2 separate regions of the Homo sapiens genome follow, and region 2 is linked to region 1. Evidence: chromatin contacts called from ENCODE Hi-C or POLR2A ChIA-PET data. All regions are on one chromosome and are shown on one strand. Each heading gives the region's core, a stretch centred on a gene start or an enhancer-like site at or near the end of the contact. The rest is flanking DNA. Distances are from core to core; before and after follow the strand shown. Region 1 has its middle 26 kb from the start of LINC00326. Region 2 has its middle 92 kb from the start of LINC00326.

Region 1 (4,749 bases), core at 635-3,134:
CCCATCTATATATATTATATATTCCCATCTATATATTATTATAATAAATGGAGAGAACAAAATATATCTCTCCATTTATTGTTTTATATATTTTTGAGTAAAGCTTTAGAGCTTTGTTTTCATTAGTTTCTGCATATGTCTTACTAAGTTTATTCCAAATTAGTATATATTTTTGTATATTTTGTATCTCTTCAAAAGAATCTTTTCAATCCATTATATTTTAAGTGGTATTTTTCTGTCATATAGAAAGATAATCATAATTTAAAATAGAATTCTTGATGAATATCTCCTTATACACAGTGTTTCCTCCAAATGCTTTGCAACTGATGACATTTAAGTTTTAGGTAAAGTGAAAAACCCATGGACTTTAGCATGAAACATACCTACCTTTCAATCTTGTTTTGACCATTTCTCACTATGCAAATTTGGTATGTCTAGCATACAGTAGGAAGAAAAATATTAGTTCCTTATTTCTCATCCTGTTCCTCATAGAACAATGACTTGGGAATTTCATTCGTTAGTTACATGAACTAGAAAAAATAATTATTATAAACATATACACATATGGGCTTTACTCATTAATTGCGCAAACATTCACTGACTAAGCACAAACTACCAGGCACAGTGCTAGGCACTGAGGATATGAAGGTGACAATATCTGCCTACTGAAATGTGTGGTAGTCTCAACTACATCTCAAGCCATCAGTGGGTTGACTGTTAGAAATCAGTGGATTTCTCTTCTGGATCTTTAGATAATGTGTCTGATCAATCTATTTCTTTCTCCTGAGCAGGTACTCTCATGTATGACTTTCCCATTTTACCAGCTTAATAAATGGTTCTCAGCCTGAGCAAACTGAAGCAAACTATTGGGCATTCCCATTTTCATTTCTGAAGTGACTGCTCAAATCTTTATTTCATTTTATGCCGATGCCTCGGGAGCTGACCTAGGATAAATGGAAGCTACCAACTGCCAACTGTGCTGTCAGCTGTGTGGCCGGGTCAAAGGTGCTGGCTGAGCTTGCAAATTCTGAAGGTTTGCCAGCAGTGAAGGTATTTGCCTTAGAGGGAAATGATGCCTTGTACATATCTCATCCCACAGTGCTGCTGAATGCGTCCATTTCAGGCAATGCCCAATTTGGAGAAAAGAAGAAGTGCAAAAAAAGATGTTTCTTTGACCTCACCGCAAATACGTAAAACCACCTGCAGATCCACAGCCACTCTAATCTTTGCCTTGGGCACACCCTTTTGCTTTAACAGTAGAGAAGAAACAAGTTTCTGTTCCCTCCGAGTGCTGGGAAGTGGCATGACAGCTGGTTTCCATGAGCAGAGCACATACTCCAACCCTGCAAAGAAAAAACTCCCCACAATGCTCTTTTATCTATTAAACTAAAGGGGGTTTTATTACACTTTTGTACATTCAATACATTTATCTAAATTTTTCTCGCATTGAATTATTGTCAAGAAAAGGCTGTTCTTGCATATATATATGTGTGTGTATATATATATGTACTTGTGATCATGCATAACTTAAATGCTAAATTTCTGATTTTTTTGGAGAGGATAACATTTAGAAAAAAATCTATTGACTAAACAAAAATCATTTGACACATGAGGTCAAACCTTAATTTAGCTGTAGGAATCATTGTCGTATCAATGTGGAAGTAGAAATAGCACTAAAAGAATGTTCTTTTTCTCCTGAAAGATGCACCCTCTGACCCACTTTGTGACACATAGTGAGGAGTTCAGTAACTATAAATGTTACCGATGACTCTTATCCTTGGTTTAACTCTGGGTTCTTCTAAATGCTTATGTAGAGTACAAATTATCTGCTGAAGAGTAGCCAAGGTTGCCAAGTGAACAGCACTGAAGACGTCAGAAGGGAGTGAAGTTTGGAAGTGAAACAGCAGCCTTTAAATAGCCCGACAACACACATCATGAGATGACTTCAGTGGATCTCCCATCACTACGGATTGGCTGTAAAGGAAAAATCCTCTTAAGTGTTTAATCCAGAAGATAACTTTTTATTCAATTACTACCAGTATAATTACTATACTATTGTTCAAGATTTTATTCGTTCTTCCTTTTTTTGTCCACTTTGTCTTTTCTTCCTCTAGAAATTCAGAACCTGAATGATTTCTCATTTGAGTCAATTTTGATCACTGCAATCATTAAATTAGACATAATTTAGAAACTTCTAATGAAAAAAGAACATAATTAAGCCAAATTATCAGAAGTTTTAAGGATTGAAAATATTATCAAACAATTTTTAATAGTATTTTTTCTAATAAAAATTCTGAGACATTGGATGAATTAAGATCTATTGATATGAAAGAATGCTCATGTAACTATGGAAAAGAAATTAACATTTAGTTAGTGTTCTAATATGCCAAGCATTATGCATATTAAACTAAGCATTTTCCATATTTTTTCTCATTTACTCTTTTTTACTGCCTTACAAAATATGTGTTATTGTCCCCAGTCTACAGGGCAGAAAACTGGAAATTCACAAAGATTAAAGTATTCAAGTTTAGAAAGAAACTGTTTTTAAGTGACAGAATCCGGATTAAAATCCAGGTCTGCTGACCCCGAGGCTCTTTCTCTTTCCATTTTATCCCATAGGATTTTCCACTCAGCCAAAAATTGAACTTTAAATTTTTACATATTTTTAAATTTAAATATATTTTTCCTCATTAACAACAAAAAAATGGAAAAGAAGAATTATAATTGGTAACATTGACATCAATTTTTAAAAATATTTGTTTCATGCAATAATAAAAATTGTTTTTCTTTTAATAGTAAATGATTTGAGTGAAAAAGTTATCACCATTGTAAATAAAACATAGCTTAATTGACTTTAATATTGCTAGCAAAATTAAATTTGTACTAGGCTCATAGAATAAATAAAAAGTGCATGCATATTTGCCACATTTAATATAGAATGTTTTTTGTAATTTTCAATCTTTTTTGAGTATACTTGCCAAAGCTGTATTTATTTAAGCTGTACAATGTGGTGATTTGACATAGGTATTCACTGTGAAATGATTGTCAAAGTCAAACTAATGTACATATCCAATCACCAATCACCTCACATAGTTATGATTTTTTGTGTGTGGTGAAAACACTTCAGATCAACTCTCTTAGCAAATTTTAAGTACATGATTCAGTGTTATTAACTATAGTCACCATGCTGTACATTAGATTCCAGAACTTATTCATCCTGCATAACTAAAACTTGTCCCTTTTTCTCCCTGTTTCCCCATCCTCCAGCCCCTGACTACCACCATTCTACTCTGCTTCTGCACATAAACAGGAGCATTCATTTATTTGTCTGTGTTGGCTTATTTAACTTAGCATAATGCCCTCTGCATTCATCCATGTTTTTGTAGATGGCAGAATTTTCTTTTTTCTTTTTTAAGGCTGAAGAATATTTCATTATAAGCACACACAGACACACACACACACACACACAGTGTCATGCATTGCTTAGGGATGGGAATACGACTGAGAAATGCACCTTTAGGTGATTTCATCATTGTGTGAACATCATTAAGTGAAATTACACAGACCTAGGTTGTAGAGCCTGTGACACACCTAAGCTCTATGAAATAGCTGGCCTATTGCTCCCGGGCCACAGACCTATACAGCATGTTACTGCCACACCAGCATCACCACAGACACTTGGCTAACCCAGTCCTCTATGAAGAAGTTATGATGGTTATGACATCATGAGGTGGTAGGAATTTTTCTACTACATTATAATCTTATAGGACCACAGTCATATATGTGGTCCATTGTTGGCTGAAATGTCCTTATGTGGTGCTTGACAGTATATATACACCACATTTTCTTTATCCAGTCATTATGCTTTCTCTTGATTTATTTTTGGATTCTTAATGATCAAAAGAAAACAACAAAACAGCTCTTTTCTCTGTCCTCTGTCAACCTAGTCCCTCATTTGTGATTCAACATCCCTAACTTCCAGATATATTTAGTGCTATTGGTTACATTTATATCTAAAAAGGAAACACAAAATCACGGTAAGGTGTAATTTTTTTTTAAAAAAAGAGCTTGTTAATGTGTGAGTGATGGGAATGTATCCAAACGTCTCTCTCCCTCCCTCCGTCCCTCTCTCCCTCCACTTGTGGTTGTTGGTGGTGATGTTTCTTCTGGATAGGCACACAGGTCCCCTCGGATGAGCCAGAGTCTGAACACTGTTGAAAATGGCCCCTTGAAGAACACAAACTCAACAGAAAGTCCCGTCAGAGGATACTCTTTTGCTCACCCAATGGTGTGTGGCCCTGTGGTAAGTTAGAAGTTGAAAGCCAATGTTATTTTTCCTTCTGCCATGAAAATGTGCCTGGAGTAACAGGGAGAACACAATTTCATGTGCTAAATTCTCCTCAATTTTATTCTCTGGAATTATTTCCAAGGAATATACCTCTATGGAAAGTTTACTCTCCAAAGCTGTAGTATTCAATATGGTAGCCATCAGACATAGGAGGCTGCTGACTGCTTAAGATGTGGGTAGTGCAGCTGTGGAACTAAGTTTATTTTACTTTAATTAATTTAAAATTTAAAACTGACATCATGTAAAACATTTCTGTTCAACACATCTATATTGATTTGGCAAGTACACTTGACCCTTAAACAACATGAGAGTTAGGGACACCGACAGCCCAAGCAGTCAAAACTCCAAATAGAGCTTCTGACTCCCCAAATACTTAACTACTAATAGACTGCTATTGACTG
Region 2 (4,749 bases), core at 1,447-3,946, 67 kb after region 1:
TGACATGCCCAAGAGAAAGGAAGGTTTGTCCTAGCTAATGATGATTATTTCCTGCTTAAAAAGAGCTTTGCATAGCAGGCCATCATTATAGGCCACTGGTCAGACTGTAGATTGGCTGCCCCAGTGTTAGCGACTCACAAGTGGGTTCAATTAGCTATGATCACAACAGTGTGGCCATTCGTCTACAAAATGAATGCTATCTCAGCAGACTCTTCAGTGAGGCAATTCTCTTATATAGTGACTATCATTATGAAAGTAACCATGAGACAAGATGGCGCCAAAAGTGAAGAAGGAAGCTCCTGCCTCTGCAAAGCAGAAGCCAAAGCGAAGGCTTTAAGGGCCAAGAAGGCAGTGTTGAAAGGTGTCCACAGCCACATACACACAAAAAAAGATCGCACGTCACCCACATTCTGGCGGCCCAAGACACTGCGACTCCAGAGGCAGCAAAAATATCCTCAGAAAAGCATTCCCAGGAGAAACAAGCTTGATCACTATGCTATCATCAAGTTTCTGCTGACCACTGAGTCTGCCACGGAGAAGACAGACGACAACAACACACTTGTGTTCACTGTGGATGCTAAAGCCAACAAGCACCAGATCAAACAGGCTGTGAAGAAGCTCTATGACATTGATGTGGCCGAGGTCAACACCCTGTCAGCCTGATGGAGAGAAGAAGGCATACGTTCAACTGCCTCCTGATTACAATGCTTTGGATGTTGCCAACAAAATTGGGATCATCTAAACTGAATGCAGCTGGTTAATCCTAAATATATGTATATCTTTTCACTGTATACATGCCTCTCTGTCAATTTCTGGTTGGACTGAGAAGCCATATACAGGCACTGACGTTGTAACAGGACTCGGGCAAGATTCCTGTTCTACTTATCCTTTTGAAACACTCACCCTGCCACTCCACCATGCTTGATCACTCCAGAGATCTTTGTGACTAGAGTTAGTGTCCCAGGAAAACTAGAATTCAGAACTTGCCTTTATGGTTGAAGGTAACAAGAAGCTTTACAATAACCCCTTCTTTTATCCCTGGAAGAGGCTATGTGTGAAACCATTGCGCAGAGTTTGAAGGGCATTAGCATCCATTTCAGGGGAGTGTAGGTTGGCTGGCTTTTGGGTAGCATTTGTCCTCACACACCCATCTACTATGTCCAACCGGTCTGTCTGCTTCCCTCACCCCTTGCCCAATAAAGGACAAGGACTTCAAAAAAAAAAAAGTAACCTACATAGTGAATGAATGACCTACCTAGTGCCTTACCACCTGGAAAACCCAGGAACATTACTTACACACCAAAGAAGTGTCAGTATGATAAAACTGTGTATTCCCTTTCAACCTATTCCCACCTTATCCTTGAAGTTCTTCTTCCGGTCTTTCCCACATACACCCTAGTCTCCTTCCTCCCATTTTCATTTCAGCTTAGCCAAAGGCTCCCCTGGGTAGAATTTTTCTCACTCCAGTAGGTTCCTACGAATGGTATAATTATGTTGTCTTAAATTCCCAGATCCTAAAGCTTGAAACCATCTCTATAGATGGTCTCTAGATCTCAGAAACCATCTCTACAGAAAAATTGGAAACAGATTGCCATTAGGTGCTAGCTTCTAAGGCCAGATATCAGTATTTTTCAACCACAGTTTTCTGACATATTGGTTCCAACAATTGTGAGATAATTTTAAATATTTTGTTATTAACAATAAATGCATAATACTTATGAGGGATTTGCTTTTATTTCATAACTTCACTTGCATCATGATCATTTGCATTCTGAGTGAAAATTTTAAAATAAAATTATAAGTAGTGTATCAGTGAAATCTCTGTAATTGGAAACTACAGACATAAAATTCATTGGAAGGAAATCAAGGAGTGAAGAGGGGTCCAAAATGTATCAAAGGATGAAGAACAATGCTTCAGAATACACAGAAAGTAAGTCAGTTCCCAAAGCTCAGAAGCAGGAGCTCCCACCGTTGTCTCCCAGCTGGCAAAGGCTGCTGAGGACCCCGCTATCAGGAGGGAGGAAAGCTAACCATTAACATACTGCTTATTGTTCTACTCAAGATTCACATTCAAAAGCAGGGCAACTGATTGGTCTAGATTTGTCCTTGACTAGAAGACATCAAGCCTCTGATTATAGCAGTAAGGATGCTGTTTCAAAAAGGAAAATGAATGTTGAGCAGTGAAATAAAATAAAACATGACTGCCTACATAGCAGTTTCAGTAAGCAATGCTTGTCTGCTCTGTTTTCTTACTTAATGGGAAGAGCAGATGGAGAGTTACAAAACAGTAGGAACCAAGAGTTTTATACAAATTCTAAGCATCCTTTATATGAGCCCTAAGCATCACATTTTTTAGAAAAAGTCAGTGCTTTAAAAAAATTATGTATGTGATGAAGATAGCTCCTGATTCAAATACAGAAGCAAAACTAACAAGTATAATATATATGCTTTGTAAATATTCTTAAATCAGTAAATGCAAGCCTATCACTTGTTACAAAACAGAAAGGAAAATAAGTTCTCTACTCCCATCTCAACAGCCTCCTTTGTTTACCCCTGATTTCTGTGGAGGTTTTCAGGCCCTCCTCTCAGTTTCTTCATGCTCAGTGCTCATTGTGTGTGAGTCATGACAAGGCTCTCAGAAGCAGGGTTACCAGAGTGGGGCTGGCATCAGCGATCATTCCTGAAGTGCCAATGGGCATGATGTGCAGACAATTCCAGGCTCTTCCTTGCCTTCACAACTTTTGGTAACAGGTGCAGCAAATGAACTCCTGCCACCGTCTTCCTTAAATGCACACAAATAAAGCGTTACCATGTCTTGGATGTGAAGTGCTGCCTACTTCCATGAATCATATTTTGTGTTCCTGACTCTGCAACTGGGAATTAGTCATTTAGACTTAATTAGTTTCTTCAAAATTGCAAATGCCTGTGCCAATAATTTAATATCCAGATATTATTTATATAGCCATATAACATCTAGAAAAATGCCAATTTACACACTCAACCGATAACAACAAATATATATATTTTTTGCACTCTGCCGACAAAACCCCAAATGAACTCCGAGAGTCATGTGTTGAAACTGGCTGCTCTCCTACATTTGTAAGGGCAGTCAGAATTAAGGGCTGACTTTCAGCGATGCTGAATCCAACCAAGTGCTTGACAAGGCTCCATTGAAGGAAAATGCAAACGGAACAAATCATGCTTCAGACAACTTGTAAAGTTGTATTTAAATTTAATAATTTTATTAGATTTTGACTAAATGACAAAATTACATGACAGACATGTATTTTTTTAGGTACCTAAATCACAACTACTAGAGAAACAAGCATGCCACTAGAAATATAAATAACTCTTTGAATCTGATGCTCCGTTTTTCTACCACAAACACATGCTCAAGTGTGTAGAAATGGGTCTCATCCTTAGCTTTATTTTTTATGCATTTAATATTTGCAGAGACAAAAAAAGAGAAAATTTAATGTGTGGACTGTCCCTGAGATATTTCTTAAATTATTTGCAATCCTCACAAGAGTATCATAATCTATTTTGCTGAGGATGAGCAAAGCACATTTAAATTTCCAACTCAACCAACAACAATCTTTGAGTTTCTACTGTCATTTAAGTATATGTAACATCTCCGAAAGTGACTAGAGAATATTTTCTAGACACAAGGGTTTGTTGTTAATTTAATAAATATTCATTTAACATCTACTAATATGGATATAATCGCTAAACAAAATAAGCCTCATTACAATTTTTCAAAGTAGGAAATGCATGATTACCAGTTTTGACCATCAGAGTCTCTAATAATTGCTATTTAGTGAATACATGATACAAATATCAGTATATGATGATATATGGAGAAATTATTTAATTTGGTGCCTGCTGGAAAGGGCTAGTGACCTAGGTCATAACTTAACAGGAAATGATGAGCTGGGTTAATCCCAAGGGTTCCCACCCTTGGGAACTTGAATTAAGTAATATTGATCAAGTGAGGCAGTTAATGGTGAATATAAAATTGAAAGGGTGTGATAGAAGTGAACAGAGAAATCATGATAGGCCAAATTCAAGGAAGGGTCAAGTTCAAGAAGAATTGGAAAAGGATAAAATAGTTGCCAAAGAAAAGAGATAAAGTACCCAGTCCCAACAGCGAATTGGGTTACCGCTCCAATTTCAATGCATGTACTGCCTTGAAGTTCCTTTTGTTCTGTTACATTGCTTGGTACATGGCTTGAGCCTTTTTTCCTTAAAAAACAAACAAACAAACAAAAAAAGAGCCCAACTAAGGTATAGTCTATGCCTATTAATCCTGAGAATGGCTGCATAATGCAGCAGCTGTCTCTCCAAGAATGCTGGGTCTGCAGTTTCTCTGACAATTAAGTGTTCTTTGCACCATCAGCCATCTCCTGCTCTGGTGACAGAAGGTGAAAAGTTAAAGCCCTATTGGCACTAATAATATCTTCCTTTTCAGTTCCTGACGCAAATATCAGACATCTCACTTGAGTAAAAATGGACCCTACAGCACTTCTTGTGCAATGACTTTATATTTCTCTCTCGGGCAACAGGGCTAGAAAGTATGTCTTGTTAATTACTCTAGGCACTAATATATTTTTTAGTGCTGTGCTATATGCCTAAAATGTAAAGATAAACTAGCCCTGGTACTTACCTTCAAGGGGTTCGGGTCCACACTCTAATGGGAAAATTCACATGCAGCTAGTTGCAGAAGGAAATAATGAATGCTCAAGTCTTTGT

The links. Hi-C counts contacts between places; a loop is a spot of excess contacts on that map. ChIA-PET counts read pairs that join two places held with the same protein, here RNA polymerase II (POLR2A). Pooled maps may share reads with other maps.
Region 2: a pooled map of psoas muscle shows a loop between it and region 1 (2.5-fold over the local background). The contact joins two enhancer-like sites. A Hi-C loop is called at or near these places in 1 of 168 maps with a recorded cell type or tissue (endothelial cell of hepatic sinusoid) and 2 of 50 pooled maps. POLR2A ChIA-PET finds 5 or more read pairs at or near these places in 1 of 52 experiments (OCI-LY7).

What each region holds. Positions count from the first base shown.
Region 1 is chr6:133,059,391-133,064,139 of GRCh38, reverse strand. No RefSeq gene overlaps it. Among named protein-coding and RNA genes, the nearest start is that of LINC00326, 26 kb to the left of the region's middle. Within about 2 kb of position 1,884, at least 3 of the 41 ENCODE cell types and tissues checked have a DNase peak (open chromatin) inside an H3K27ac peak, as active enhancers do.
Region 2 is chr6:132,993,563-132,998,311 of GRCh38, reverse strand. It overlaps the pseudogene RPL23AP46. Among named protein-coding and RNA genes, the nearest start is that of LINC00326, 92 kb to the left of the region's middle. Within about 2 kb of position 2,696, at least 3 of the 41 ENCODE cell types and tissues checked have a DNase peak (open chromatin) inside an H3K27ac peak, as active enhancers do.